Linked DNA regions of Homo sapiens: region 2 is linked to region 1. A link is an interaction called in ENCODE POLR2A ChIA-PET data of the cell type or tissue named here. Cell type or tissue: K562. All regions are shown on one strand. Links, peaks and the distances in the headings refer to the core of each region. The heading gives the core; the rest is flanking DNA. Region 1 holds the start of LINC02710 (long intergenic non-protein coding RNA 2710). Region 2 overlaps ALX4 (ALX homeobox 4).

Evidence for each region. Peaks named below come from ENCODE experiments on the same cell type or tissue, not always from the same donor. Only the 100,000 strongest peaks of a DNase experiment are listed, where the experiment ranks them.
Region 2: POLR2A ChIA-PET joins it to region 1 with 7 read pairs; 1 of 35 experiments calls an interaction of 5 or more read pairs at or near these places.

What each region holds. Positions count from the first base shown.
Region 1 is chr11:46,216,669-46,231,692 of GRCh38, forward strand. LINC02710 (long intergenic non-protein coding RNA 2710) reads right to left here and starts at 2,992. Exons shown (of 3, transcript NR_183776.1): 1 at 2,913-2,992. In K562, for the core only: no CTCF peak of the experiment used is centred there; DNase peaks (open chromatin) are centred at 6,003 and 6,362.
Region 2 is chr11:44,263,015-44,278,038 of GRCh38, forward strand. It overlaps ALX4 (ALX homeobox 4), which reads right to left. Exons shown (of 4, transcript NM_021926.4): 2 at 12,334-12,644; 3 at 4,480-4,608; 4 at 1-2,169. The coding sequence ends at 1,840. Among named protein-coding and RNA genes, the nearest start is that of ALX4, 40 kb to the right of the region's middle. RefSeq lists an enhancer at 5,363-9,200 and a silencer at 14,544-14,861. In K562, for the core only: no CTCF peak of the experiment used is centred there; DNase peaks (open chromatin) are centred at 4,887, 5,497, 7,227, 7,877 and 1 weaker place; H3K4me3 peaks cover 352 bases.

The sequences.
Region 1 (15,024 bases), core at 2,474-10,473:
CTAAGTAGTTCAATGCTGTTGTCTATAGAAGATATAAATTGCCCCAAACTGGCCACATTGCAACTTTATGAAGTTCATAAAATACTTCTATTTGGAGGATGGGAGATGAGGAGAAGCTGCAAAGATGAAAATGACAATTTGTGGAATGGCAGAGTAGAAAGGGTGCCTGCGGTAGGCAGCCTCTAAGATGGTCCCCAATGATCCCTGCCTCCTGACGTTCACACCCTGGTGAAGTTCCCTCCCCTTAAGTGGGGCCTGGACCTAATGACTTCCTTCTAAGATGTAAAATACACGCTGGGGCTGGACGTGGTGGCACACACCTGTATCCAAGCACTTTGGGAGACTGAGGCGGGAGGATTGCTTGAACCCAGGAGTTCTACACCAGCCTGGGCAACATGGCGAGACCCCATCTCTACAAAAAAAATAAAATACAGGATAGGGCACAGTAGCTCACACCTGTAATCCCAGCACTTTGGGAGGCCACGTCTGGCAGATCGCTTGAGAGCTCAGGAGGTTGAGACCAGCCTGAACAACATAGTGAAACCCCATCTCTACAAAAAATACAAAAAATTGGCCAGGCGAGGTGGTGCACACCTGTAGTTCCAGCTACTTGGGAGGCTGGGGTGGGAGGATCACCTGAGCCTGGGGAGGTCGAGGCTGCAATGAGCCATGATCGTGCCACTGCACTCCAGCGGGTGACAGAGCAAGACTGTGTCTCCAAAAATAATAAAATAAAATAAAATAACAAAAATTTTTTAAAAAATGTAATGAGTAAAATACAGCAAAATTGATGGGATATTACTTCCAAGATGGGTCATAAAAAGATTTCTAGCCTAACTGCTCTTGCTCACTCTCTCATTTTCTCCCTCTATCTCCCCACCCCCTCTCTCTTTCGCTCTCTCTGATCATTCAGTCTGGGTAAAACTATGTCTTGAGCAGCCCTAGAGAGAAGCCCAAGTGCAAAGGAACTGAAGTTTCCTGCCCAAAGCCATGTGAGTGTGCCTGGAAAAGGAACCTCCTGCCCTAGTCAAGCCTCCAGAGACTGCAGTCCCAGCTAGGCCACCCCAAACTGCTGATCTTCATCAACTCTGTGATGTAATGATAAATACTTACTGCTTTAAGCTTCTACGTTTGGGGATGATTTAGTATACAGCAATTGTGGGGAGACCTAGGTATGAGTCCTGACTTTTCCACTTCCTTGCAAAATCACTTTGTATGAGTCCCTTAACCTCTCGTTATTTATTTATTTATGACAGAGTCTCGCTCTGTCACCCAGGCTGGAGTGCAATGGTGCGATCTCTGCTCACCGCAACCTCCGGCTCCCAGGTTCAAGTGATTCTCCTGCCTCAGCCTCCCAAGTAGTTGGGATTACAGGCACTCGCCATCATACCCAGATAATTTTTGTATTTTTAGTAGAGACTGGGTTTCACTTTGTTGGTCAGGCTGGTCTCGATCTCCTGACCTCAGGTAATCCACCCGTCTCAGTCTCCCAAAGTGCTGGGATTACAGGTGTGAGCCACTGTACCCAGCCCCTTAATCTCTCTTAATTACTCCTGTTTCTTCATCTGTACAATGGGGATAATAACCATACCTAACCCCACAGAGTTCCATGGGCTTCAAGAAGGAAACTAGCTTTAAATGATCGTTAGGCATTAGATATTTTTATCTACACTATCTCATTTTTTTCATATTTCAAAGGAAAAAAGAATGCATGGAAAGTGTCTAGTAAATTGGAGCACCATGCTAGTATTCTTAGAGCCAATTCATTCTATGATTTATTAAAACATTGTTTAACCAAATATCAATCTTGGATCAACTTTAAATAAACCATATGTCTTTAAGAACCGATGGGTTTTAATTAGTTTCTTAATTAGCATGTGAGAAGTTTGCAAACCTATTGGGTTTGCTATCAAAATCAGAAGAATAACCTTTATATGATTCTCACATGAGGAGCCAGGGCCGAGGCGCCCAGGACCCTCAAGTTAATATGACCCAAGCTCAACTCTCTCTGATAAGCCCCTAATCAGGAAGGCTGAGCCTTATTAACAACACCACTCTCCTCCTGCTCCACCAACCTGGGAACCTCCAAGTCATCCCCCCAGAATCCTCTCCTTCCACTCTTCACCCCCACTCTTGTCATCAAATCCTGTGATTCTAATTCAGGGACATTTTTTCCCCACCACCACCCTGCCACTGTTTTAGTTCAGACTAATTGCCTTCACATTTAATCATTAATCAAGTATCTATTGACAGTGCGTGATGCTTCAAAAGTTGGGCTCTGCAGGCCGGGTGCGGTGGCTCATGCCTGTAATCCCAGCACTTTGGGAGGCCGAGGCAGGCGGATCACGAGGGCAGGAGATCAAGACCATCCTAGCTAACACAGTGAAACCCTGTCTCTACTAAAAATACAAAAAAAATTTAGCAGGGTGTGGTGGCAGGCGCCTGTAGTCCCAGCTACTCGGGAGGCTGAGGCAGGAGAATGGCGTGAACCCGGGAGGCGGAGTTTGCAGTGAGCTGAGATTGCACCACTGCACTCCAGCCTGGGTGACAGAGCAAGACTCCATCTCAAAACAAAACAAAAGAAAGTGAGCTCTGCATGGGAATACAGTAGTTAATCAGGCCCCCTGTCTTCAAGGAACTAACACGTTTCCTCATTCAGTTTTGCAAAATTCAGCTGAACTAGATTGATAGTTATGAGTAGGCTGCCTTGGGCTAAGTCTTGGCCTTTCCACTTACTGTGTGTCCTTGGACAAGTTACCTAAAGTCTCTGTACTTCGGTTTTGTCACTTGCAAAACAGGGATAATAATAGTACCTATGTCACAAGGATTAAGAGAGTTAAAATATGTTTAAATGCTTAGAATAGTGTCTGGCAATCAAAAAATGTTAGCCATTGCTATTTTTGGACCATAACCTGTTTTCTCTCTGTAGGCCAAACCATCCCTTCCAGAGGCGCCTGACTCTTCTTCCTAAAGAACCATTTAGCCATGTCATTTCCCTAACAAACGTCACTAACGTATGTCTTAGCATGGCCCATCTGTCTCTGGCCCTAGGCCTCCACCCTAACCCCATCCTTTCCCCAACACTCCACTGAATGTGTCTCACCCTTGCCAAAACATGCCACTCTGAGCCTAATCATGTGTCTTTGTGCCAAGACAAATGAGGCATTAAAGAGAAGACAGACTTGTGGCCGGGCGCAGTGGCTCACGCCTGTAATCCCAGCACTTTGGGAGGCCGAGGCGGGCGGATCACGAGGTCAGGAAATCAAGACCAACCTGGTTAACGGGGTGAAACCCCGTCTCTACTAAAAATACAAAAAATTAGCCAGACGCGGTAGCGGGCGCCTGTAGTCCCAGCTACTAGGGAGGCTGAGGCAAGAGAGTGGCGTGAACCCGGGAGGCGGAGCTTGCAGTGAGCCGAGATAGTGCCACTGCAGTCCGGCCTGGGCGAAAGAGCGAGACTCTGTCTCAAAAAAAAAAAGAGAGAGAAGACAGACTTGTTCAAGGGATGACAAGACAGAGCCCAAGATGGCGGCTGGACGCTCCCCTTCTCTTTCAGGCTCTGTAAGGAGTGGCTACTGCAAGAGACAAAACAGGCTGGGACTTCACTACTCTATGGCAATGGGTAGCACAGGTCTTAAAATGGCGGAAATGTTTGCTACCAGGAAATATCAGATGGGAAGAAAAGGAATTAGACCTTGTTCTTATCTTGCTTGGGAGCATAGAACTGCCCCTGCTGTCATCAGGGAAAGAGAAGAAAGGAAGAAAGAAAGAGCTTGAGCTTCAGAGTAAGTGAGACCTGTGTCCAAATCCTGGCTCTACCTCTAGCTAAACAAGCACTGTAACCTCAGTTTCTTTGGCTAGAAAATGGGACTAAGAACGGTTACTTTGTGGAGTTGATGTGAGAATTGGATGAGAAAACTTATGTGAAACGTACGCAGCACACCACAGGCTCCAGATAAGATATTACCTTCCCATTTTCTCATGCCCTGTTGTCCATGCTGTTGAAATATCCCAGCTAACCTCATCCTGTCTGCCTGGTGAACTCCTACTTGATCTTCAAGTCCTAGTTCAACGTCACTTGCCAGAGGAGCCTTTCCTGGCTTTCTGGGGCATAGTTTGTCACTCCTGCCACTATCTCCTCCTGGACTGGGAACTCCTGCAGAGCAGGAATAACAACTGAAACAACCTTTGCATCCTCAGAGCCTAGCATCATTCAAAAATAAATATCTGGGCTGGGTGCAGTGGCTCACGCCTGTAATCCCAGCACTTTGGGAGGCTGAGGCAGGAGGATCACTTGAGCCCAGAAGTTCAAGACCAGCCTGGGCAACATAGTGAGACCCTGTCTCTAAAATAAATAAATGGGCCGGGTATGGTGGCTCACGCTTGTAATACCAGCACTTTTGGAGGCCAAGACGGATGGATCACTTGAGGTCAGGAATTCAAGACTAGCCTGGCCAACATGGCGAAACCCTGTCTCTACTAAACAAAAAGTAGCTGGTTGTGGTGGCGTGTGCCTGTAATCCCAGCTACTCAGGAGGCTAAGCCAAGAGAATTGCTTAAACCCAGGAGGTGGAGGTTGCAGTGAGCCGAGATCGCACCACTGCACTCTAGCCTGGGCAACAGAGCAAGACTCCATCCCCCAAAAAATAAAAAATAAAAATAATTAAAAATAAATAATATAAAATAAATAAAAATTAAAAAAAGAAAAAATAAATATCTGTTGGGTAGCGTCCTACGATTTCCATGTAAAAATAAAGGATTCTTAAGTGCTTTAAAATATTTCTTATTACAGCATTATTTGTAATAGAGAAACTTTGGAAGCAACATAAATGTCTAATAATTAGGGGTTAAGTAAATTATGGTTTGTCCTCATAATGTAATGTATGCTGCCATGAAAATCACGTTATAGAAATGTGCTGTTGGCATTTCTCAATATACATTATGGGGAAAGAAGCAGGTTTCAACGCAGTACTATGTACAGAATGATCCTGTTTTGTGATAAAAATATAAATGTTTATGTATGCATAACAAGGTCTGGAAGGACCCAGTGGTTGTCTCTGGGTGGGTGGAATTTGCATGTTTCTTTTCCTTCCTTATGCTTATATGTATTTTGTGATTTTTCTATAATGAGCATAAATTACTTTTGTAGTAAGAAAAAAAAAATTTAAACTACCAAAAATTGTTTTTCTGATTGTAATACATTTTCATTGTAGAAAATTTGAAAACTATGAAAACTATAAAAAATAAAAGATAATTATGCATGTTGTTCCACCTAGAGAGCCTGTTAACATTTTAGTATAATTCTTTCTAGTCTTTTTTTAAAAAAAAATGCATGTATGAATTTTTTAAACTACTTGAGATCAAACTGATCTATAGCTTAAGATCCTGCAATTTTTTATTACATTGTGAATATTTTCCAAAGCTATTACAAATTGTAAATATTAGATGTCTCACAAAGGACTGGAAAAATCAGCTATCCTGGGGAGAAAAAAATAGAAGAATCAAAAAGAGGGTTCCTGGCCTCCCAAATACAGCACAAGGCATTTTAACGTCTTCTCTAGCCCTAGAGAGGGCTTATATTGTATAAAACACTTTAAAATATTCCATATTAGCAATTTTAATGGTAAATTTTTTGAAAGGGCTTTTTATAATTTTGCTATTGAATTTGGCTAAACATACTCATTTAATTTACAACTGGCAAACAACTCACTGAATTTACAATTGGCTATAATTTCTCAGTAATTATTGTGCCTATTTGGGAACTCGGGGAAAATTGAGAAAAATCCAACCTACGAATTGTTTTCAAATATAAAGAAACACAATATTTAACAATTAATGCAATTAACACAATGTTACATTGTATAGTTTTTAATTAAACTTTTTTATTTTTACAGTTTTCATAGTTTGGAACCAATAACTCTTTTCAGATCTAGGACTTGGGCTGTGTCTCCCCTGACTCGTGGAGAGAACATCCTGCTTTCACTACAGGGCAGCCATGGCAGAAAACACCAGAAACTTCCAGCAGGGGTGGGAGCCACTTCAAAGGCTAGCAATAAGGAAAGCCAATTTATTCAGCAGAGTTGGTTTTTCTGTGCCAACCTCCAAATAGAAAGTGGGAAGGTTTGGACAGGGAATTCCTGCTCCAGAAAGTTTTCGCTTCTCAAGTACAGAAGTAAAACTGGGGAGAAGGAGGGAGAGGCAGAAAAGGAAAAACAGGAAGGAGAAAGGAGAGAAAAGGCTAGAGAAGGAAGGAAGGAAAGGAAGCAGGGAAGCTACCTATCATTCATTCATTGCTTATTATGTACCAGGCACTAAGCTAAGAACTATACACATTGTATCTCTTTCAGCACTCACTAGAACCCTATGAGAGGAGACTGTTGTCACTCCTATTTTACAGATAAGGCTCCAGAGGATCAGAAAGGTTAAGTCATTGGCCTAGGGTCACACAGCTTAAAAGCGACAGAGCTGGCCCAAGGCTGTCCAACACCAGGACCACTACATTAACCCTTATACCATACGGCCTCCCCAAACATGCTTGCCCTGTCTGTCCCGCCTCCTAGTCCCAGAATAACAGAATTTAAAGCTGGAGGAGACCTTTGACATCAGCTTTCAGTCTCTACCTTAACTGAAGCAGGCTCACAGGAAGAACTTTGTCCCCTGTCTGCATCCTGCTGAACAACGCACTTCCACCCTGTCTCACGTCCTTACATCCCCAGGGCCACTGTGCCTGGCCCAGAAAATGTGCTTAGTAGGTGTTTGCTGAATTAATGAATTAAATAAATCTCTCGTTTTGCTGAGAAGGAAGGCCAGAGAAGGAAATTTGGGGACCACACACCGGGGGTAACTTGCTTAAGGTCATCAACAAAGTAGCAATGACAGACTTTAGTTTAGAATCTGGGCCAATGCTTGTTTCACCTGAATTCGCACTGTTTCACCTGAATTTGCATAGGGCTTTTCACCTTACATTATCTCATTTGGTCCTCATAACCACCACGTGATTATTACCATATGTCATCCAACCTAAGGCCATCAATGGGACATACCACTGTTTTCTTCAACAATAGGAAAGAGAAAAACACTGCCAGATATCGTTGGGAGACACCATCAATTGTAAGAGGCATCCCTACCAAGTGGGAAAAAAAAACGTGTGGTGTTATCCACATTTTGCAGATGTGGGAACAAAGGCTCTCAGAAATGAAGAGGCGTGTCCCAGACATAAAGCAATTAAGAGTCAGATGTGTGTGATTCAAGCTAGTCCTGGGCTCCCTCAAAAACTGTACCTTAAGCCGGGCGCAGTGGCTCACGCCTGTAATCCCAGCACTTTGGGAGGCTGAGGCGGGTGGATCACCTGAGGTCGGGAGTTCAAGACCAGCCTGACCAACATGGAGAAACCCCGTCTTTACTAAAAATACAAAATTAGCCGGGGTGGTGGTGCATGCCTGTAATCCCAGGTACTCAGGAGGCTGAGGCAGGAGAATCAATTGAACCCAGGAGGCGGAGGTTGCAGTGAGCCGAGATCGCGCCATTGCACTCCAGCCTGGGCAACAAGAGAGAAACTCTGTCTCAAAAAAAAAAAAAAAAAAACCAACTGTACCTTAAGGCACTGTGATCTGATGCCTTTTTGTTGTTGTTTGAGACAGGATCTTGCTGTGTCACCCAGGCTGGAGTGCAGTGGTGCTATCTCAGCCCATGGCAGCCTCGACCTCCCAGGCTCAAGTGATCCTCTTACCTCAGCCTCCTGAGTAGCTGTGACTATAGGCATGCACCACCACGCCCAGCTAATTTTTGTATTTTTGGTAGAGATGGGGTCACGCCGTGTTGCCCAGCCTGGTCTGGAACTCCTGAGCTCAAGCAATCTGCCCACCTCGGCCTCCCAAAGTGCTGGAATTATAGGCATGGGCCAGTATGCCTGGCTTGATGGTTTGTTTTTTTAAAAAAATTATTGGCCGGGCGTGGTGCAGTGAGGGAAGATTGCACCACTGCACTCCAGCCTGGGTGACGCAGTGAGACCCTGCCTCAAAGAAAAAAAAATTATTGTTCTGCTTCTTAAATGATCATCCTACAGGATGATAAACACCATGTCTGAGAGCGAGGTCCGTGGTCTCCACTTCACAGCCGTTTTCCGAGTACCTTGCACAATGTCAGGAACAGAGCAAGCCTCAAAACAATATCTAAGAAATGTACAGGAAAGAGTGGGGAGGTCACACCGTGAGGCACCTTATAGATCCGAGAAACATGGGCCTGAGTTAGAAGTCACCGACCGTGGGCCCAGCATGGTGGCTCACGCCTGTAATCCCAGCATTCTGGGAGGCCAAGGCAGGCAGATCACCTGAGGTCAGGAGTTTGAGAACAGCCTGGCCAATATGGCAAAACCCTGTCTCTACTAAAAATACAAAAAAATTAGCTGGGCGTGGTGGCGCGCATCTGTAGTCCCAACTACTTGGGAGGCTGAGGCAGGAGAATCGCTTGAACCTGGGAGGTGGAGGTTGCAGTGAGCCAATATCACACCATTGCACTCCAGCCTGGGCGACAGATCGAGACTCCATCTCAATTAAAAGGAAAAAAAAGTCATCAACTGTGGATGTTTCCATGTTGCTGACACCAGGCGAGGTAAAGGTAAGTGCAGAATGGGCCGTGTATTTAATCCCACCCTGGCCAGCTACTAGCTATGTGACTTCAGAGGAGTATTGTAACTCTTTGAGTCTCTGTTTCCTGCCAGTAAACTGTGGATAATGCGGTACTCCCTATCTCATGGGACTGTGAGAATTAAACGAGAATGTAAAAGCTAAGAGCTTGGCACATGGCAAACACTCAATCACAGCTAAAGCCAGGTAGAGGAGAAATGTTTGTCTTCCATCATCGCAAACGAAACCAAACTGGCTGGGCATTGGGGGATTTTGTGATCCAGAGCCCTCAGTCTCAGACTGGTCATAGAAACAGGCTGTCCTGCAGCAGAAGACTCCTTTCCCACCCCTATCACTAGCAGCTTTCTAAAGATCAAATACACAAGAAATGACAGTTGGGAAATAACCATACACACCAATCTAATTAATAGAATCATAAACATTTACCTCGATCCACCTAGGCAAAAATGTTTAAAACTCTGGATAGAATAGATGATTTTCTAGGGAAATAGAAAATATTACAACTAATTCCAAAAGAGTTTTTTAAAACACACGCACCAAAAAAGAAACCTACCAAATACTGTAGAATAAATTGAGAATATTTTCAAAGAGCAATACCCAAAAAAAGTGTCAGGTCCAGATGGTTTCATGGGTGAATTCTACCTGCTATTTAAATTGTTCCAGAGCAAAGAGAAAGCAGGAAAATTTCCAAATTCTTTTTATGAAGCCAGCACAACGCTGTATGTAACCTGACAAGAGAGCACCATAGAAAAAAAGGCTCAGTAAATCTGTAAATGCTGGAAGCATTTCCCAGAGTCAAGAGCAAAATGAGAATTTCTACTCACACCACTAACAATGTTAAACGTAACATTATTCTGGAAGTGCTGGCCTATACTATACAGTGAGACAACCGAAAGAAGCAAGATGTAGGAAAACAGGAAAGGAGAAAGACAAATTATCATCTTTAGATGATATGACTGTAAACCTCTAACTCAAGGTAATTCAGGAATTCACAATGAAATAATTAGATGTCAATTATCAATAAAATAAGATGACTGTTTATATGACTGATATACAAAAGTTAGTACCTTTCTTACATGCAATCAACCAGTTAGGAAATATTTTAAAAGTTTCCATTCATATGAGTGATGACACAAAACACAACCAATACAAATGTGCTAAATGGGCCGGGCACAGTGGCTCACGCCTGTAATCCCAGCACTTTGGGAGGCCGAGGCAGGTAGATCACCTGAGGTCAGGAGTTCGAGACCAGCCTGACCAACATGGTGAAACCCCATTCCTCCTAAAAACACGAAAATTAGCTGGACATGGTGGTGGGTGCCTGTAATCCCAGCTACTGGGGAGGCTGAGGCAGGAGAATCAATCGCTTTAACCCAGGAGGTGGAGGTTGCAGTGAGCAAAGATCACGCCACTGCACTCCAGCCTGGGCGACAGAGCGAAACTCCATCTCAAAAAAAAAAAAAAAAAAGATGTGCTAAATGTATAAGAGGAGTGTCTTAGCAGGAGGATTGCTTGAGCCCAGGAGTTAGAGGCTGCAGTGAGCTATGATCGCGACACTGCACTTCAGCCTGGGTGACAGAGCAAGACCCTGTCTCCAAAAAAAAAAAAAAGGAAGAGGAATGCCTTTGAATGCTGCTGAGGGACTTGATAGTCCGAATAAATGGAAAGACATATCCTGCTTCTGAATAGGAGGATGTACTATTGTAAAGATGTCGGTTTCACAAATCATGGTATTTACAATGATTCCAATTTTTAAAACATGCTAAACGAATTGCTTTTGGAACCAGATAGGCTGATTCTAAAGTTCACATGGAAAAATAAGCATGCAAGAATAGCCAGGAAAAAAATATGGGGGTGGGGAGGGAAAGACAGTGAGGATAGACTACCTACTGAACATTGAAACATACTGTAGTTTCTTAGATATGACACCAAAACCATAAACAACAAAAAAAAATAGATAAATTGAATTTCATCAAAGTTAAAAACTCTTGTGCCTCAAAGGATACCATCAAGAAAGTGAAAACACATACTCATAAAATGGGAGAAAATATTTCCAAGTCCTATATCTGATAAGGAGCTACTATTCAGAATATAAAAAGAACTCTTATAATTTAGCCACAAAAAGACAACCCACTTTTAAAATGGGCAAAGAGTTTGAATAGACTTTTGTCTAAGTAAGGTATACAAATGGCAATAAGCACAGGAAAAAAATGCTCCACATCATTAGTCATTAGAAAATACCCATCAAAACTACAATGAGATACCACTTCACACCTATAAGGAGGCTAGAATCAAAGGGACAAACATTCCCAAGTGTTGGGGAGGATATGGAGAAACTGAAACCCTCATGCATTGCTGTTAAGAATGTAAAACAGCCAGGGGCACAGTGGCTGACACCTGTAATCCCAGCGCTTTGGGACACTGAAGTGGGTGGATCACCTGAGGTCATGAGTTCAAGACCAGCCTGGGCAACATGGTGAACCCCTATCTCTACTAAAAATACAAAAATTAGCCAGGCATGGTGATACATGCCTGTAATCCCAGCTACTCAAGAGGCCGAGGCACGAGAATTGCTTGAACCTGGGAGGTGGGGGTTGCAGTGAGCTATGATCATGCCACTGTACTCCAGCCTGGGCAACAGAGCGAGACTCTGTCTCAAAAAAAAGGCAAAAAGAAAAACAGCCAAGGGCGTGGTGGCTCACGCCTGTAATCCCAACACTTTGGGAGGATGAAGTAGGCAGATTGCTTGAGCCCAGGAGTTTGAGACCACCTTGGGCAACATAACGAAACCCATCTCTACAAAAAAAATTTTTTAAATAGCCTGGCGTGGTGGCAGGTGCCTGTAGTCCCAGCTACCCAGGAGGCTGAGGTGGGAGGCTCAAAGCAGTGAGGCATGATCACACCACTCCAGCCTGGGTGACAGAGCAAGATCTTGTCTCAAAAACAAAAAAGAAAAAGAGAATGTAAAACATGCACTACTTTGGAAAACAGTCTGGCAATCGTTGGTTCTTCAAAATGTTAAACATAGAGGATAGGTGTGGTGGCTCACACCTATAATCTCAGTGCTTTTAGGAGGCCGAGGCAGGCGGATCACTTGGGGTCAGGAATTCGAGACCAGCCTGGTCAACGTGGTGAAACCCCATCTCTACTAAAAATACAAAAATTACCTAGGTGTGGTGGCACACGGCTGTAATCCCAGCTACTCAGCAGGCTGAGGCATGAAAATCGCTTGAACCCAGGAGGCAGAAGTTGCAGTGAACCAAGATTGCACCACTGCACTCCAGCCTGGGCGACAGAGGTAGACTCCGTCTCAAAAAAAAAAAAAAAAAAAAAAAAAAGAGTCATTATATGACCCAGCAATTTTATATGTATATATGTATACATATAAATATGTATGTGTGTAGATAGATAGATAGACAGATATTCTCCAAGAGATTTGAAAATATATGGTCCACACAAAAAATGTACATTAATGTTCAACAGCAGCATGAGTCATAATAGCGAAAAAGTGGAAACAACCCCGATGTCCATCAGTTGATAAATGGAGAGGCAAAATGTGGTATAACATGGTAGGATCTATACAATGGAATATCAAGTAGCAATAAGAAGGAATGAAGTACTGACTCATGCTACCACATGGATGAGCCCTGAAAATATTACACTAAGTGAAAGAAGCCAGTCACAAAAAGCCACGTGTGGTATGATTCCCCTTTTTTTTTTTTTTTTTTTTGAGACGGAGTCTCGCTCTGTCGCCCAGGCTGGAGTGCAGTGGCGCGATCTCGGCTCACTGCAAGCTCCGCCTCCCGGGTTCACGCCATTCTCCTGCCTCAGCCTCCCGAGTAGCTGGGACCACAGGCGCCCGCCACGACGCCCGGCTAATTTTTTGTATTTTTTAGTAGAGACAGGTTTTCACCGTGTTAGCCAGGATGGTCTCGATCTCCTGACCTTGTGCTCCCAAAGTGCTGGGGTTACAGGCATGAGCCACCGCGCCCGGCTGATTCTCCTTTTACCAAATACCCAGAAAAGGCAAATCTGTAGAAACCAAAAGTAGAATCGTGGGTGCCAGGGGCTGTGGAGGGAATGGGAAGTGACTGCTAATGGGTATCGCGTTTTTATATGAGATGATGAAAATGTTGTGAAATTAGATCGTGGTAATAGTTACGCAACTTTGTGAATATACTGAAAAACACTGAATCGTATACTTAAAGGGGTGAATTTTATATTTTATAATATGTGGATTATATCCCAATAAAGCTGGGTATTTTTTTTGTTTTTGTTTTTGTTTTTTTTTTGAGACGGAGTCTCGCTCTGTCGCCAGGCTGGAGCGCAGTGGTGCGATCTTGGCTCACTGCAATCTCTGACTCCCAGGTTCAAGAGATTCTCCTGCCTCAGCCTCCTGAGTAGCTGGGATTACAGGCACATGCCACCACGCCCAGCTAATTTTTGTATTTTTAGTAGAGACGGGGTTTCACCATGTTGGCCAGGATGGTCTCGATTTCTTGACCTCGTGATCTGCCCGTCTTGGCCTCCCAAAGTGCTGGGATTACAGGCGTGAGCCTCCGCTCCCGGCTAATAAAGCTGTTATTTTTTAAGACATAATATAAAACTTTGGTAAGCAAAACAGCACAAAAGACCAGAATAGATGCAATTACTGACCAGAATTTTGTACATAATAAAAGTGGCATTTCAAGTAAGAGGAAAGATTTATTATTCTGAAAATTATATCGAAACATTCCTTGATAAGTTATCCATGGGGGAAGGTGGTATTTGGAACCTTAATCTGCTCCTTTCAGATGAATGAAGGACTTAAATGTAAAAAGTAAAACTATAAAAATGCTAGGATAAACAGGTGAGTTTTATAAAATCTCAGAGTGGGAAAGACAAAACACAAAGAACCCCAAAGAAAAAAAAATGCATAAATTTGACTTATAAATGTTTCAAATTTCTACATGGAAAAAAAAGACAAATAGCAAACTGAAAAAAAATTATAAAAATATGACCTCATTTTTACAAACTTTCAGTTTCCTTATTATATAAAAATGCTGCATGTATCCCTAAGAAAAAACAAACCAAAAGAAAAATAAACCTAAACAGACCATTTCTAGAAATAAAAATAAAAATATGAAAAGATGTCCAACTTCATTCGTAATTAATGCTTATTAAAACAACAACTAGATACCATTTTTCATCTATCAGATTGGCCAAAATAAAACAAGTCTGCTAAAAAAGTGCATGTTCAAAAATGTGAAAAAAAGGGCTGGGCGTGGTGGCTTACGCCTATAATCCCAGCACTTTGGGAGGCCAAGGCAGGCGGATCACTTGAGGTCAGGAGTTCAAGACCATCTGGCCAACATGGCGAAACCCCGTCTCTACCAAAGATACAAAAATTAGCTGGGAGTGGAGGTGCACACCTGTAATCCCAGCTACTTGGGAGTCTGAGGCAGAAGAATCGCTGGAACCCGGGAGGCAGAGGTTGCAGTGAGCTGAGATTGTGCCACAGCACTCCAGCCTGGGTGACAAAGCAAGACTCCATCTCAAAAAAAAAAGAAAAAAGAAAAGAAAAGTGAAGAGAAAAAAAACTGGCCCCACTGTTGAAAATTTAGGTCCACACAAAAATCTGCATGGAGATGTTCATAGCAGCTATATTCATCATTGCTTAATCCTGGAAACAACCAAGATGTCTTTCAGTAGGTTACTGGATTAAAAAACTATGGTCATCCAGACAATGGAATATTATTCAGTGCTAAAAAGAAACGAACTAACAAGCCACAAAAAGAGTAACCTTAAATGCACATTGATAAGTGAAAGAAGCCTATCTTTTTTTTTTTTTTTTTTTTTTTTGAGACGGAGTCTCGCTGTCGCCCAGACTGGGGTGCAGTGGCACAATCTCGGCTCACTGCAAGCTCCGCCTCCCAGGTTCGTGCCATTCTCCTGCCTCAGCCTCCGGAGTAGCTGGGACTACAGGCTCCCGCCACCGCGCCCGGCTAATTTTTTGTATTTTTTAGTAGAGACGGGGTTTCACTGTGTTAGCCAGGATGGTCTCGATATCCTGACCTTGTGATCCGCCCGCCTCGGCCTCCCAAAGTGCTGGGATTACAGGCGTGAGCCACTGCGCCCGGCTAGAAAAAAAAAAGCTATATTCTGTATAATTCCAAATATATGACATTGTGGAAAAGACAAAAGTATGAAGACAATAAAAAAATCTGTTATTGGCAGGGAGCGGAAGCACACGCCTGTAATCCCAGCACTTTGGAAGGCCAAGGCGGGCGGATCACGAGGTCAAGAGATGGAGACCATCCTGGCCAACATCGTGAAACCCTGTCTCTACTAAAAATACAAAAATTAGCTGGGCATGGTGGAGCATGCCTGTAGTCCTAGC
Region 2 (15,024 bases), core at 3,248-11,247, 2.0 Mb before region 1:
AGAGGTCTGACTCATTAAGGGAGGCCACAGCCAGACCCTTCCTCAGCCTGGTTTCTAGAGCAGATGAGAACACCAGGCAGGCGGGAGACTGTCACCCCCAACCCCAGAGACCCTCATTCAACAACACCAAGTTTACCCTCCGCCCAACCCAGGAGGCCTTTCTGTGTCCACGACCCTGAGCATAGTGGGCCTGGCCCTACTCCATGACAGGAATCAAGGGAGAAGGTAGAAAAGGCGAGCGCTTCAATGCGGGGCGCTGCCTGCTGGAGGGACCCCCCACCTGGGGTCTGACAGGCCTGCCTCTGGACGGTTACTGTGTACTCCCAGCTGAGGTGAGGGCTGGGGCTCAGGGCCAGACCCAAGCTACAGGGGTCGGGCAGGCAGGCACAGAGCCCCGCTTCCTGGAGGCAGGAAGCCTGGTTTCAGGAGGGCATCCTGACAGCCCCATTTGCAATAGCAAAGCCACACCGAGGAGCCCAGGCCAGGAGCCCTTCCGCAGGCTGGAGAGAGGGCAGAGAGTCCTGGTCCCTGTGGAAGAAGTGTAAGGACGGAGTGTGGAAAGCTGTGTGGAGAAGAGCAACACCTCCTAGTGCCTGGAGGGACACAGAGCCCCCATCTGCCGTGGAAGGCTCTGGGCAGCGATGACACTGACAGATATGGCAGGGAGGACAGTCAGTTTGAGGCCATAGCAGGGCCTGGAGGCCGAGCATGGCCACACGTCCTCTAGCAAAGCCTGCACGCAGCTTTTGACCCTCTGCCACCCGGCCCCCAAGCTCTAGCTTATGTGTTCCGAAGTTGTGAGTCCTTCCATGCCGGGACACTGCTGAGCAGCCCCAGGGAGGGGCCAGGGTAGGGCAGGGAAGAGACGAGCCCCTCCGCATCCTCCTGGAGGGAACCTGACTGGGCTCTGGATGGAGAACAAAGCTGCCCAGACCTCCCCGCTGTACCAGATGCCAGGCAGGCCGGAGAGCGGGAGGACTGCCCGGGCCCACGCCCCACCCGGATGCCTCCCCCTCTCCCAGGACCTTTCCTTCTTCTAGCACCATGGGAGCCCTTGTGGCATCTGTGTTCTCAGCCTCCCTCAGGTCTGGCTCCTCCCCTATAGTGTCCAGTGAGGGGCTGGCCCGTGTCTCCCCTGGGGACTGGCATTGCTAGATGGCAGCAGGGGTCCTCGGCTCCAGCTCCTGTCATCCTCTGCCCACTCTCTCCAGGTGTATCCAGCCTAGGGGACAGCCAGGATGCAGTCAGCCAGGCTCTGTCAGACTCGTCACTGTTCGGGGGGAGGTGGAGGCTGGCGCCTTGGCCCCAGCAGGTCGGATTCCGTGTGCTTTCAGGGAGAGAAAGATGGGAGGGCAGGAGGCTGGCTCTGCAGGGCAGCCTGTGCTTCAGACACACAGCCACCGGCCTGGTGACCAGGGGACCCCACTAGGAGCGGGAAGGATGGACAAGACTGGGCTGGTGAGGCTGCTGGGTCTGCATGGAAATCTAGCATTGACTCATGGTCAACTAGGCAGAGCAGAGGAGTGGGCGGGAGCAAGAAAGCGCTTTCAGCTTATCATGGATGCGAAGCTGAAAAACGTGGCCACCTGGCTTTCTCCACTGCCTGTGGCCGGGAGCAGGGGTCAGGGCCTCAGTGCCAGGGAGGGGCCAGGGGCCTGCTGCCCCCTCCCTCCCAGCAGTCCACGGGGCCTCAGACTTGGGGCGGCTGAAAGTGCTGAGGGTCAGGCCCCTGGCCCAGGCCAGGTTCCTAAGAGGAAAGTCGAGTGGGAGGCTGGGGGCCTGGAAAACATGGGCGTGGCCCATGGTGTCCCGAGGTGGGGACGGGGCAGGGGTGCCCTGTCATGTGGCCCAGGAAATGGCCGCACTGTGCTCCTTGGCCTTCATGCGGAGGGCCGCGATGCTCGAGGTCTTGCGGTCCGGCTCGCCGTTGAGCTCGTAGCCATTGAGGCCTGGGCTGAGGCTGGCTGCTCCAAACAGGCTGCCCATGTGCGTCTGGCCCACGTGACTGCCAGCCCCAGACACACTCAGGAAGTCGGTGACGCTGCTGGCCCCAGAGCCAGGGGGGTGGGCATGAGGGGACATGCAGGCAGGCACCGGGTCGCAGGGGACCACGCAGGCTGGCACTGGTGAGGCAGCCCCGTTGTTGCCGAGCCAGGACGGGTTCTGAATCTGGGAGAGGAAGGGAGAGATGTCACCGGCTGGCGGGCAGGTGTGGTGTGGAAGGGGCTCGCCCCTTCCCCCAGAGCACCTCTCCCCTCACTGTCCATCCTTCCCATGAAGCCCCTCTTGAGTGTTTAGCCTTGATGGACATCCAGATACCCCTGTGGGGGTGGCTTTTACACCTTGGCATCTCTGTTCCCAGGGCCAGGCTAGCAGCAGAGGGAAATTCAGTTCTAAAGAGTGACCTCAGGCTTCATTAAGGGTCCAGTGGAAGGGTGACACCCCAGCACCCCCCAGCTGGCTTCCTATTTTTAGACTCAACTGTAGACTTGGCCTCCATCTGCGGATGGCAGCTGTGTCTCATTCACCTCCAGCTCCTCCCCAGGCCCCTCACATCCATAGGCACCTGAGCAAGGTGAGCAGACCTCAACTCGGAGAGCTTTGGCCTCGCAGGTTCCCTTGGGCCCCCACCAGTAGCAGGGAAGATGGAGGGGTTGGGTGAGGTGGGCGGCAGGGACCTAAACCTCTCAGAAACCAAGGGTCAGTGGCTGAGGTTCCAGGGCCTGAACTAGGAGGCTTCAGAACTAACTCAGGATGGAAGGGGCTGCCTCAGGAGTGGACAGCCAGATCTGAGACCGGACCTCCTCGTGCCAAAGGGGCGAGGGCATGTGCAGGGATGAGTTGGCCATCTTATCTTCCATCTGTGCCACTGGGCTTCCCTTCCCTCCCCAACGTTCACCTGGGGCTCCCATCTTCCTCTACCTTCTAGGCACGTATAAGGAGGTAGAATTAGGGTGTGGGGGAGACCCGGGAACCTCTCAGCTTATGCACACGGGATTCCTGGTAACCTCATGTGGGCTTCTGCTGGCCTGCCCTCCTGCATGTGTCTGGAGCACACTCGAGGGAGGCATTTTAAAGCAGGGAGAAAGAGCTCAGCCCCCATCCTGGAGGGAACCGCATTTCTCTCTGCGGTGCAGGGGAAGGGGGACCGGTTGGCCTCCATCACCCCCTCTCAGAAGAGGTCTGAGCACACACTATGTGGTGCTGTAGGTGAGGTGGGGGTAGGAGGGGTGAACAGGGCCCTGTGTTGGGTTCTCCCTCCAGCTGTGCGCTCAGGCAGCAGAGCTCAAAGCCAAGGAGGGAGCTAGAGTTCCATCCTGGGAGGACAGAGGGAGGCTGAGTTTAGGGAGGGAGAGGGGAGAAAGAGAATGGAAGAACATAGTGCGAGCTGATGCTGATGGTGCCTGTGTGAGACACCCCATATTCCTCAGCCTCACCTCCAGGCCTGTGCCCTGCCCTCCTGCCCCATGAATCCTGGGCTGGGGGAGAGGGAACAGAGGGCTGGTCTGGTTGGAGAGCCAGAGACCATTTGCTAGCACAGAACCAGGTCAGGGAGAAGTAAAGGAGGCAGGGGCGCCCGTGCTACTGGCTGGCTGCTGAGCAGGGCCAGGTTGGGAGCTGAGGTGGAGGCCATGCCAGAATGAGGCCTGAGCAGGTAGGGAGCAGCCGCTTCTGCTGGGCAGGCTGAGTGGGGGTCAGGAGAGGACTTGGACTTGGCCAAAAACACATCTCTCTAAGCATCCCATGTGCCTGATGTGACTCAATACTTCTCATCCCTTGCATCTCACACTAGAACAGGGGACTGGCTGACAGACACCTAGGGAAAATGCTCTGGGGGGAGGGGAGGACAGGGCCCCAGAAGCTGAGCACAGGCACACAAGCTTTTTGAAACTGTACAATTCACAAAATACTTTTGCATGATTGAATTTAGACCTTACAACTGCCTGACAACAGAGCTGAGCAGATGCTTTTACCATGTCCAAGGTACAGGTGAAGAAACTGAGGCTCAGAGATTTGAGACTTGCCTAAAGTGAGAAAGACCTGGAGCTGGAAAGATAACCTAAGTCCCCGGACTCAGAATCCCAAGCTCATTCCAACTTGGCCACGAGTCCTGGAGATTTCAGAGCTCGCTTTCTGAAGAGACCCTCCGAGCGGTATCTGAGGGCCTGGTGGCCTTCTGCCTGCCTTGGTTCCGATGCCCACAGCAAAAGTGGCCAAAGCTAGTGGAGGAAAGAGCCGTTCTCACTGCCCCAACCTTCCCTTCCCTAAAGTTCAGCCAAGCCTGGTTCAATGATTAGTTGGATAGATTAACCCTGGGCCTCCCACACTCTGGTATAAACAGGCACACCCCTGGAATGAGACGGAAGGGCAGCCTGGAGCCATAAGTCATCTCGGGGTGCCTGGGCTCTCCTCCAAGGGGCTCATTCTCAGAGCACCAGGGGCTGGGGATCGGTGGCGGCAGCTCAGGGCGGGACTTACCTGGGCGTAGTTCTCAGCTCGGGTGAGGAGGGGCAGCTCATATGCAGTGGAGAAGTGGGTTCGAACCTGCTGCATCTGCCCAAAACGCTCCCGCTTCCTCCACTTGGCCCTTCGGTTCTGGAACCAGACCTACAAGACGCGAAAAAGCCATTGTCACCAGGGTGAGATGCCCGCCTGGAGGCCTCACTTTCAGGCAGTGCAAACTGTTCCCTTGAGCCCCCCATCAGTTGCAGTGCGTTTGGGAAACGGTGCGGCCACACATAAATATCAACCTTGGTCTTTGTCCTCAAGAGCTGACAATCTAGAATCATCCACTCTGAGCTGGGAAGGTATCTTACCCCCACTAGCCATGGGCGTGATCCTGAGCCAGAACTTTTATTTTTCTAAGCTTGAGAATCTAGAGCAGCCAAGTGTCACCACCTATAAAACAAGTCACTGGTCATCTTAGCAGTCATCTAAGCAGACTCCTGTGGAGAAGCTGATAAAAGCTACAAATGCTCCTCCAGATGTGTTCTCCTAGACAATCACACACAGTTTTGCCACAGTTTTCCAAAAGGTTCATGGCTCTCTAAGGCTTATTGGTCCAGATTCACAATGCCTTCCTCCCTGCATCCTGTCTGCAGCCTTCTTGTTGGAGACAGTCTCCCAGCTCAGAACTCCCCTGTGTTAAAGGGAGAACAGGGGCTCTGCTGGGCAACAGAGGCAGTCAGGGAAGACTTCCTGGAGGAGGGACAGGAGCTGGGCCTTGAATGGTTGGCTGAAAGGAGGAAAGCCAAGGCCTAGGTTTAGAAACAGCAAGGCATACTCCAAAAACCTAAAGAGGTCAATTTGAAGGAAGCGGTGGGAGAGAAAGAAACAGAGTCAGATCGCAGGGGGCCTTGACTGCCAAGTGAAGGGTTTTTCCCTTGGTGCTGTCTGTAGAGGCAGTTGCTATAAAATCTTGTGTAGAAGCGTGGCCTGATGGTGAGAGGAAGTGGAGGCCAACCCGTCACTGAGCACAAGTGGATGGGATGTTGGCCTGATTGGGAGCCCAACGGGGGAGGGGAGGTCTCTGAGTCAGCTGTGAGCACTGGGGTTTTTGGTGACGGGGAGTATTGGGTCCTTTTCCTTTGCACGAGCATTTCTGGAAGGCTGAGAACTTTCCCAAGGCTCAAGAGCAAGAGCTGCCCTACCCCTGGCCCATGACTTAGGATCTGGAGAAGGGGTGATGGGGACGGGGTGGGTGAGAGAGGGAGAGTGAGGAGGGATCAGCTTCCAGGCCAGGAATGGCTTTAGGCTGATTCAGAGATGGACCGTGGTGCTCCTCAGAGGGAGGCCTCTGCCAGCTTGATGTGCACTTGTCTGCTGGCTTTGCAGACTCAGATGCAAGTGGGCACACCTCAGACAGCACGCTGCAGACCGGGAGAACAGAGCCATGACAATAGCCTCAGCTGCAGAGCCATAAGGAGCCTTGCCAGGCCCTTCCAGGCCCAGGCATCAAGAAAGCCAACTTTCCTGAGGTCCAGTCCCTGCTCTCCAGGTGGAAACATTTCTCCATCCATCACGACCAATGCAGCTGCTGAGCTAAATATAGGAGTCAGCTCTCAAAATTCCTCTGCCTCAGAGCCTTTGAGCTTCCTAGGAACCACTGCGAGGAGGGGAGAAGGAGGTGTGGACGTGCTTCCTCACAGACGCTGCCTGGCCTCTTTGGGCATCCAGTGTAGCTGGCCAATGGACAGGCTCATAGGAGCACTGGTATTGCCAAGGGCCTCAGTTTCTGCATGGCGAATGGTACCTCATAGTCGCAGCAGGGGAGATAGATGGGAAATGCAGTCCAAGAATGTTTAGAGTACTTCCCATTTGTTTCTTTACAGCTCCTGACCTTTCTCACTGTCTTTTGCTAGAGGAAAGAGGTCAAGGAAGATGGGGATGTATCTCATGTTACTGTGAGGAGGGTGGGGGTGAGCAGGGGTGTACATTATTATGTTTCTCCACTCCTGTACCAACTCACTTTCCCCTCCCTAATCCTAAGCATGTGTGTGCGTGCACGAGTGTACCCACTAGTGTGGCTACACGCACGTGCATGTGTGCACACACATTGACTGGGGGAGGAGAAGCCTCTTCCTTAGAAACGGACCCTCTCCCCAGTTTGGGGTCTCAGCCCCTGCCCTGGCCTCCCAGGGCCCCTTTTCCTCCAGGGATTCCTAGGGTCCAGGCCCTGGCTGCCCACTGGGAGCCAAGGACAGATGGGGTCTCCTCTCTGTGCTGCTGAAATGGGATCCCTCTTTATCAGTGGCCTGGGATGGGAGACTGGGGCCAGGATGAGAGAATGAATCAGAGGAGCTTGTTTTCATTTCATGTTTAATTTCCTGCAGGCTTAGCTCCGTCTTTCCGCTCCTTCCTCAGCCTCCCAGGGTTTTCTGTGGGGGAAGCTGGGGGGAGGGGAGAAGCCACTGGAGGCACGGAGAGAGATGGCTTCTCTTTTTCTTTTTGTCACTGTGACTGTTGGGGTTCTCCTTGTGTCTCTGTGGGTTCCAGGTCCCCATGGTGGGACTGTGGAAGTGGAAGATGTCCCTACAGGCTCTGGAACAGAGGATCCAGGGATGGGCGGGGAGGGACCCCGAAGAGGGAAGGAGGTGGCCAGCGCCTGGCAAAGGGGTCTAGAGTGGAGGGAGGAGCCATGTGGGGGAGTGGAATGTGGGGCGCGGGCTCGCTGGAGCTGAGTGTGAGGGAGGAGGAGATGTGGGTTATCTGGGGAAGACAGATGACCAGGCGGGGGAGAGGCCAGCAGAGCTAGCACCGTCTTTGGAACAGGAGTGGAAGAAGGTCAGGCTGAGGGATTTATTTGAGGGCTGAAGATGGAAATGGTGAGAGGCGGGTGAGCGACCGGTGGGAGCAGGGCTGCCCACCTCCTCCCTCCTTCTTCTCCTGTTCCTTTGTCCTGGGGCCTTACCCTGCGCACCCAGTTCTGGCTTTTCTGCCCAGATCCAGACATGAGCTAGGTGAGCCTGGCCGGTCCTCAATATCCTCCCCAGTAAATTGGAGGCAGCAAGGGTATCCTCACGACCCCTTCTATGCTCACATCTGCAGGTCCTGAGGCTTGGAGTGTCCATCCATTTCTGACCCCTGGCGCCCCAGGGGCTCCGAGAGCTCCCTTCCAGATGCCACACCAACCCCCACGCCCGTTCCTGTGCCTCCCAGCTCTGCACCGCAGGCCTGTCTCCACTGTGCAGCCCCAGGAGGACAGCCAACCACGAGGTCCCCACTGTTCTCCCGGTCTGAATGTCATACCTCAGGACCACCCCAGCCTGGGCCCACTCAGCACAGGCCTCTCCCGAGGACCGGGCTGTGCAAGGAACCAACTGTCTTGGCGGAGGCCTCGCTAACCGCAGCCCATCTGGGGCCAGGGCGGGGTGGCCCAGGGCGGGGAGGCCTCTGTCTTATTGTCTTCAGACACCAGCTGCAGAGATTGGAATCCCAGACAGCAGAGAGAGGCCCCTGCAGCCCCCTGGAGCAGGGCCAAACCCTAGGCTTCTTCCCAGGAAAAGTCCATCTTGGGGCCCCCATTGCCCCGTCCCTGTCCCCACCACCACTCTACGCCAGGCACCTGGCTTGCCACCAGCTGAGTATGGGCCCTGAACAAACACAGCAGAGGCAGGCAGGGGGTTCCATCACCACCCCCTTACCCCCCCAGGGCACTGCCAGGCTTAGGGCTCAACCCAGAGGTCTGACGCACATGAAGATCCCACCCACCCTGCTGCCTTTATACAAAGAAAAGCCTCTGAACAATCTGGCATGTGTCCTTGTACAGCAAACTAAAGTCAAAGAAGCACTAGGCTGCGACTCAGGAGTCCCGGATTCCAGTCGCAGTGCTGCTACTGAGTGGCTGCTGTTAACTTCAGGTTATGACTTCCCACCTATGGGCCTCTTCTTCCTCGTCTATCAAATGGGAAGATGGGGTGATCATTTCCAGCACTACCGTTCTATAGTTCTGTGGTCCTCCCACTAGGTGATAAGATATGCAGCACGTCAGAGTTTCCCTTTCTGCCTTGGCTGCCAGGAAGCTCCAAGTTGAAGTTTGTGCTCAATGGCAACCATGAACCTTAGCCTAAATTTTTTTTTACCACATTACCTCTGCATTTCATGCCATTGTTCTTGTTTTTAGATTGAACAAATAAATCTTTAATTGTAAGCTACCTCAACTCCATTTTGGAAGTAGGTATAAGTGTGTGTGTGTGCGCGCGCATGTGTGTGTGCAGAGAACACTCTGTTTTAGTTGTATGGTGGCAACTGAAAAATGCTCTGTGCGCCTTTGTTTTCATGTTTTGTACTCAAGGCGTCATTCTTCTTTCAGTACTTAGTGAATTCTACTCCCGGGCACTCCCATATATTTGTTAGGAAGCATGCATGCAACCCACATATGCAAACACAAATGTACACACATACTGCACAGAAAAGGAACAGGTTTATCCCACACCAACACAGCACCTACAGGGCTGTCCCATAACCAGCTATGCCCCTTTCTCTACCTACACCTGTGGGTCCTCCCCAATCCATTTGCTGGAGATCAGGCTAGATGCTAGGATTCCTGTCCAAACTCAGGCATGTAAGGTCATGTGAGTGGCTGGTTGTCCAAATTCAAGTGAGATCTGGGTGTGTGAGGGCTTCTGGATTCACAGGAAAGCCCCAGCTGCCCTGTCATCCTTCATCAAACATTCATTAGGCACTGGAGGGGAATAAAATGGCAGTCTTGCCAGGTGCAGTGGCTCATGCCTGTAATCCCAGCACTTTGGGAGGCTGAGGTGGTGGATCACCTGAGGTCAGGAGTTGAAGACCAGCCAACCAACATGGTGAAACCCCATCTCTATTAAATATACAAAAATTAGCCGGGTGTGGTGGTGCACACCTGTAATCCCAGCTACTCAGGAGGCTGAGGCAGGAGAATCGCTTGAACCCGGGAGGCAGAGGTTGCAGTGAGCCAAGATTGCACCACTGCACTCCAGCCTGGGCGACAGAACAAGACTCTGTCTAAAAAAAAAAAAGGCAGTCTGGGCTGGGCATGGTGGCTCACGCCTGTAATCTCAGCACTTTGGGAGACCAAAGCAGGTGCACCACTTGAGGTCATGAGTTCAAGACCAACCTGGCCAACATGGTGAAACCTCCATCTCTACCAAAAAATAAAAAAAATTAGCTGGGTGTAGTGGTGCATGCCTGTAGTCACAGCTACTTGGGAGGCTGAGGCATGAGAATCGCTTGAACCCAGGAGGTGGAGGCCGCAGTGAGCCAAGATCACACCACTGCACTCCAACCTGGGTGACACAGTGAGATCCTGTCTCAAAAAATAAAAAAATAAAAAAAAAATGGCAGGCTGCCCTCAGGGAACTTACAGCAACTCAACCGTGCAGCTCTTCAGCATCACTTCTGGTAGCTGCAGTTTCTGAACAGCTACATATTTACTGATAACCACTAGTCCTTTTCCACATTAGCCATTTTGGAAAAAAAGTTTGTAGACTCTATTAGAGATGCCTCTGCCTTCTTAAACAGAAAATGGTTGTAACTGATGAATCTTTTACTGATGCCTTAGAACAATGCTGCTGAAGATGCTTTCATGAGTTAATTCAAGAGTCCCTGGGGCCTGCTGAGGATTGCAGGGTTGGGGCATCTCTGTCCTAACATTGAAGGGCTCAGCCCACTGAGCTGCATGGCGCTTTGCTGATTAAAAAAAAAAAAAAAAAAAAGATTTCTCTTTGTTCTGAAGCTATTGATTTTTCTGGCCCACTGGAGAGGGAAAAACTGCTATGTGGCAACGTTTTATTTGCTATTTCCAACATGCTTTGGGTTGGAAAAGCGGACTGATTATGACATTTATTTTGTGTTAAATTGAAACTTAAACTTGAGTGTGTGAATTTTGTCACCTGTATTTTGGCTACTCATGGGTCTTTTCTTTCTTTCTGATCCTTTCTTTGCTGTGAATTCATGCTGGTCGGGGCAGATACAGCTCTCTGGACAAGGGTTGATTGATCCACGGATACTTATTTTTTAGACTTGATGCTCTGCGTTTGGCTTTCTCTAATTGGTGGGAATACAGTGATGAACAATCAGTGCTTGATCTCAAGGAAATCACAGTTTAGTAGGAGGGGACAAACAAGTAAAATAACGTAAGCCAGTCAACAATCCTGTAAAGAAGACAAAATAGGAGTTGGGCACAGTGTCTCATGCCTATAATCCCAGCAGTATGGGAGGCTGAGGTGAGGGATTACTTGAGGCCAGGAGTTTGAGACCAACATGGACAACAAAGCAAGACCCCATCTCTACAAAAAATAAAAAAACTTATCCCAGGCGTGGTGGTGTATGCCTGTGGTCCCAGCTACTCAGGAAACTGAGGCGGGAGGATCCATTGAGCCCACGAAGTTAAGGCTACAGTGAGCCATGATCACACCACTGTACTCCACGCTGGGTGACAGAGAGAGACCCAGTCTCTTTAAAAAAAATAAACAAAAATACCCAAAAGATAAAATGGGCCCAGGCATGGTGGCTCATGCCTATAATTCTAGCACTTTGGGAGGTTGAGGTGGGATGATCACTTTAGCCTAGGAGTTTGAGGCTGCAGTGAGCTATAATCATCTTATTGCACTCCAGCCTGGGTGATAGAATGAGACCCTGTCTCTAAAAAGAAAACAAAAAAAATTTAAAAAATTTTTAAGAAGATAAAATAGGACAGTGTAACAAAAGGTGAGCTGGTTTGCTTCTGTTGTGTTGGGTTGGGTTGAGTTCTATTGGGTTGTGTTGAGTGGGTTGAGTGTGTCAGGTTCCATTGTGTTGTGTTGTGTTAGGTTGAGTTCTGTTGGAATGTGTTATATTGGGTTGTGTTGTGTTGGAAGGGGCTGCATTAGGTTTAGTATGTTGAGTTCCATTGTGTTGTGTTGGGTTGAGTTGAGTTCTATTGGGTTGTGTTGTGTTGGGTTGGGTTGAGTTCTATTCGGTTGCACTGAGTTGAGTTGAGTGTGTCAGGTTCCATTGTGTTGTGTTGTGTTAGGTTGAGTTCCATTGGAATGTGTTATATTGGGTTGTGTTGTGTTGGAATGGGTTGAGTTGGGTTGAGTGTGTTCAGTTCCATTGTGTTGTGCTGGGTTGAGTTGAGTTCTATTGGGTTGTGTTGTGTTGGGTTGCACTGAGTTGGGTTGAGTGTGTTGAGTTCCACTGTGTTGTGTTGTGTTGAGTTGAGTTCTATTGGGTTGTGTTCTGTTGGGTTGCAATGAGTTGGGTTGAGTGTTGGGTTCCACTGTATTGTACTGGGTTGGGTGTTTTGGTTGTTGGCTGGTAATAGGGGGGCTACTGCTTTAGCCACAGTGGTCAGGAAGACTTCTCAGAGGAGGTATGAGTTGGGACTTGAAAAATGGAGGGGGATGCAGCCATCTAGGCAGAAGGAAGAGCTAAACTGTTCTCTGTTTCTGCCCACTGGGATGCTGTGGACATTGTCTTCATGTTTGTCCTGTTTCCTGTCTAAGAGATAGGCCTTCTAGAGCAGGGACAAGTAACCCTTCTCTGTGTGAAAGAGCCAGGACTCTTACACTGTGTAAAGCCCAGAAACAGCCAGCAGCAGCCTTCCTGCCCCTCTGCTGGAGGCCCTCCTTCCTTTGCAACCCCCCACCACAGTGCAGAAGCCCAATATTAAAGAGGATAAAAGCAGAGTCGCTCTAGTTGGGACAGGGGCATGAGGGGCAGGCTAGGAGCCCCCACTTTCAGGTTCTCAATGAACTGAGGAAAGGAAAGCCATGGTGTGGTTGGTGGGCAGTCAGGAGACCCCAACTGCAGCCAAGAGCCCAGGGACAGGCTCTGCTTTACCAGCCTCACTCCCAGGTGGCCCTCACTGACCTGCACGCGGGCCTCAGTGAGGTCTGTCCTCATGGCCAGCTGTTCCCGCGCATACACGTCTGGGTAGTGGGTCTTCTGGAAGACCTTCTCCAGCTCCTCCAGCTGGTAGCTGGTGAAGGTGGTCCGGTTCCGCCGCTTCTTGCCCTTGTTGCTCTCTGAGTCGGCCTTCTCCAATGGGCTGGGGAGGTCTGAGCTGGCCCGGTCCTGGGGCCCCTTCACCCCAGCCTCCTTGACACTCAGGTAGCTGCTGTCCATCCCCACAGTGTCAGAGTCAGGGGGTAACTCTGGCTCACCCAGGGAGCTCTCTTTAGCTGAGGGAGGAGGAAACAAAGTCAGAAACCAATGGTTGAACCAAACAAGAGAAGGGGAATGTCAGGGGGAGAGTGGGGCACTCGGGTAGCCACCCCCTGCCTTTTTCCTCTTAGAGCTCATTGGATGCGAGGTCCGGAGACTTGGCTTCTAATTCTGGCTTGCCATTAACTTGCTGTGTGACCTTGGGCAAATCTCTTCCCCAATCTGAGCCTCTTCACCATCATCTTAGACTAGGTCCCTTCCAGCAACAATGTTATGTGAACCTAAGGCAGCCAATCTGACCTCTGTGACCTTTAATCCCCACCTCACTGACCCTGAGCTCCTCTCTCTAGAGGGATTCCCTGCATCAGGACTTTTCTGGGGCCCGAGAATTCTGACCCCAGTGCCATGGCCTCCCTGGGTGGAAGGGAAACTCATTCAGCAGCCATGTCTGGCCCAGTGGGGCTTGGGGTGAGGAGGACCCAGGATTGAGGCAGACAGGAGTGCCCCTCCTTTCCTGGCCTAGTCCCACCAGGAGTTCAGCAGGAGCTGTGGAGACTCTGCCCCAAGAGTCCAGTGCTGAGGAGTCAACACCTCCTTCCCTGCCCCCCAACCCTGCACACTGGTCTCACCTATTGTTCAAGAGAAGGGTCTTTCTTCCTTGGGGGTGCATGGGATTGAGGCATGGGCCACATTTCCTGTTACAAGCAGCTCCTGCCCACTGTTTACTGAGGCTGCCCGGGCACCTTCATCCCCAGCACGCTGACCCCGGGCCTGGGTGGGTGTACATGAGCACAGCTCCCAGCCACTGCGTCTGGCAGATGGACCCCCCACCCACCGGCACATTCCTAGCTCAGGACTGCAAGGACGAGTCAACCCATACACATCAAGAAAGAAGAGGTGGAGGCTGGGGTGGGAGAGTGAGGCAAGAAGCCACTTTACCACCACACAGCCTGGTGAGCTTCCTAGGCAGACACACTCACCTCCTGGCAGAGGGTTTGGGACAACAGTCCCTACCTTTTTGGCACCAGGGACTGGTTTTGTGGAAGATAATTTTTTCCATGGGTGGAGAAGGTTGTGGTGGGGCATGGTTTGGGGATGAAACTGTTCCACCTCAAATCATCAGGCATCAGATTCTCTTAAGGAGCACGCAACCTAGATCCCTCACATGCATGGTTCACAGTAGGATTCACGCCTCTGTGAGAATCTAATGGCACCGCTGATCTGACAGGAGCCAGAACTTGCAGTAATGCTTGCTCACCTGCCGCTCACCTCCTGTGTGCGGCCCGGTTACTAACAGGCCATGGATCGGTACTGGTCCACAGCCTGGGGGCTAAGGACCCCTGGTTTAGGTCATGGACTCTTGATAGCCCCGCCATGAATCCTATGGCCATGACTCCCCAGCTGTGTGCTCAGGAGAGCTTACCTACCCGCTATGTGCCTCAGTTTCCCCCTCTATAAAATGGGGATGAAGATACTTCTAGGATCTTCCTCATAGGGTAGCTGTGGGAAATAAAGAGGCTAGTGTGCTAGCTATGTAGTTTTGCCATTATTGATATTCACATTTCTAGTCTGGACTTGCAAACCCACAGACCCTGTGAACATTAGAGGACTCCGACCCTGGAGAAGTCCTCCAAGCATGCAGGCCCTTGGGCACAGGAGCATGTGCAGGGCGTGCACAGATGCCTAGGGAAGGGCAGCCAACTGGGTGTCTGCAGATGTGGGTGTGAACTCCTCGAGAACTGTATTCCTTGTCTGTAACTTGGGGAAAAGGAACTTGTTGAGTGAAAGAACAAACACAATTAATAAGACGTTTGGGGAGCATTTGACACGACCTTTCACGTGCACGAGCTTTGATCATCACAACAAGCACGTGTGGTAGGTGTGAGCATCAGCCACTCTGACCCGCGGTTTCTTCTTCTGGAAATAGGTCCAAGCGATGGGCATTAAGTGTCAGAATGATGCCTCTAGTCCAGGTCTTCTGACTCCATCCAGATCCTGAGGGCTGAAGCTTCAGACTCGTCTCATTCCTGGCTTTCTGTGCACACTGGGGAAGCTGAGAGGGACATTTGGCCTGTGGCATTCTCGCCTCCCTCTCCAAGGCATCAAGGAAAGGGCATAGAGGTGAGTGCCCAGAGTAGGCCTGAAAGCAGCTTCAGGAGGCTGCTCCTGAGGGCCACTGGCAGTGCAGACGCCATGGGGGTGCACGACCGGCCCAGCGGCATCACGCATGACACCTGTGTGAGCCCAGGCACATGCAGACAGCCATGGCTTCAGTGACAACATTCTGCAAACTGCAGCTGGCAGCTGGGCCAAGAGCTTTCAGCAAAGATATTTATCTTCCTGGCAGACAAATACATTTTATGTTTTAGGTTTTTTTTTTTTTTTTTTAGAAACCCC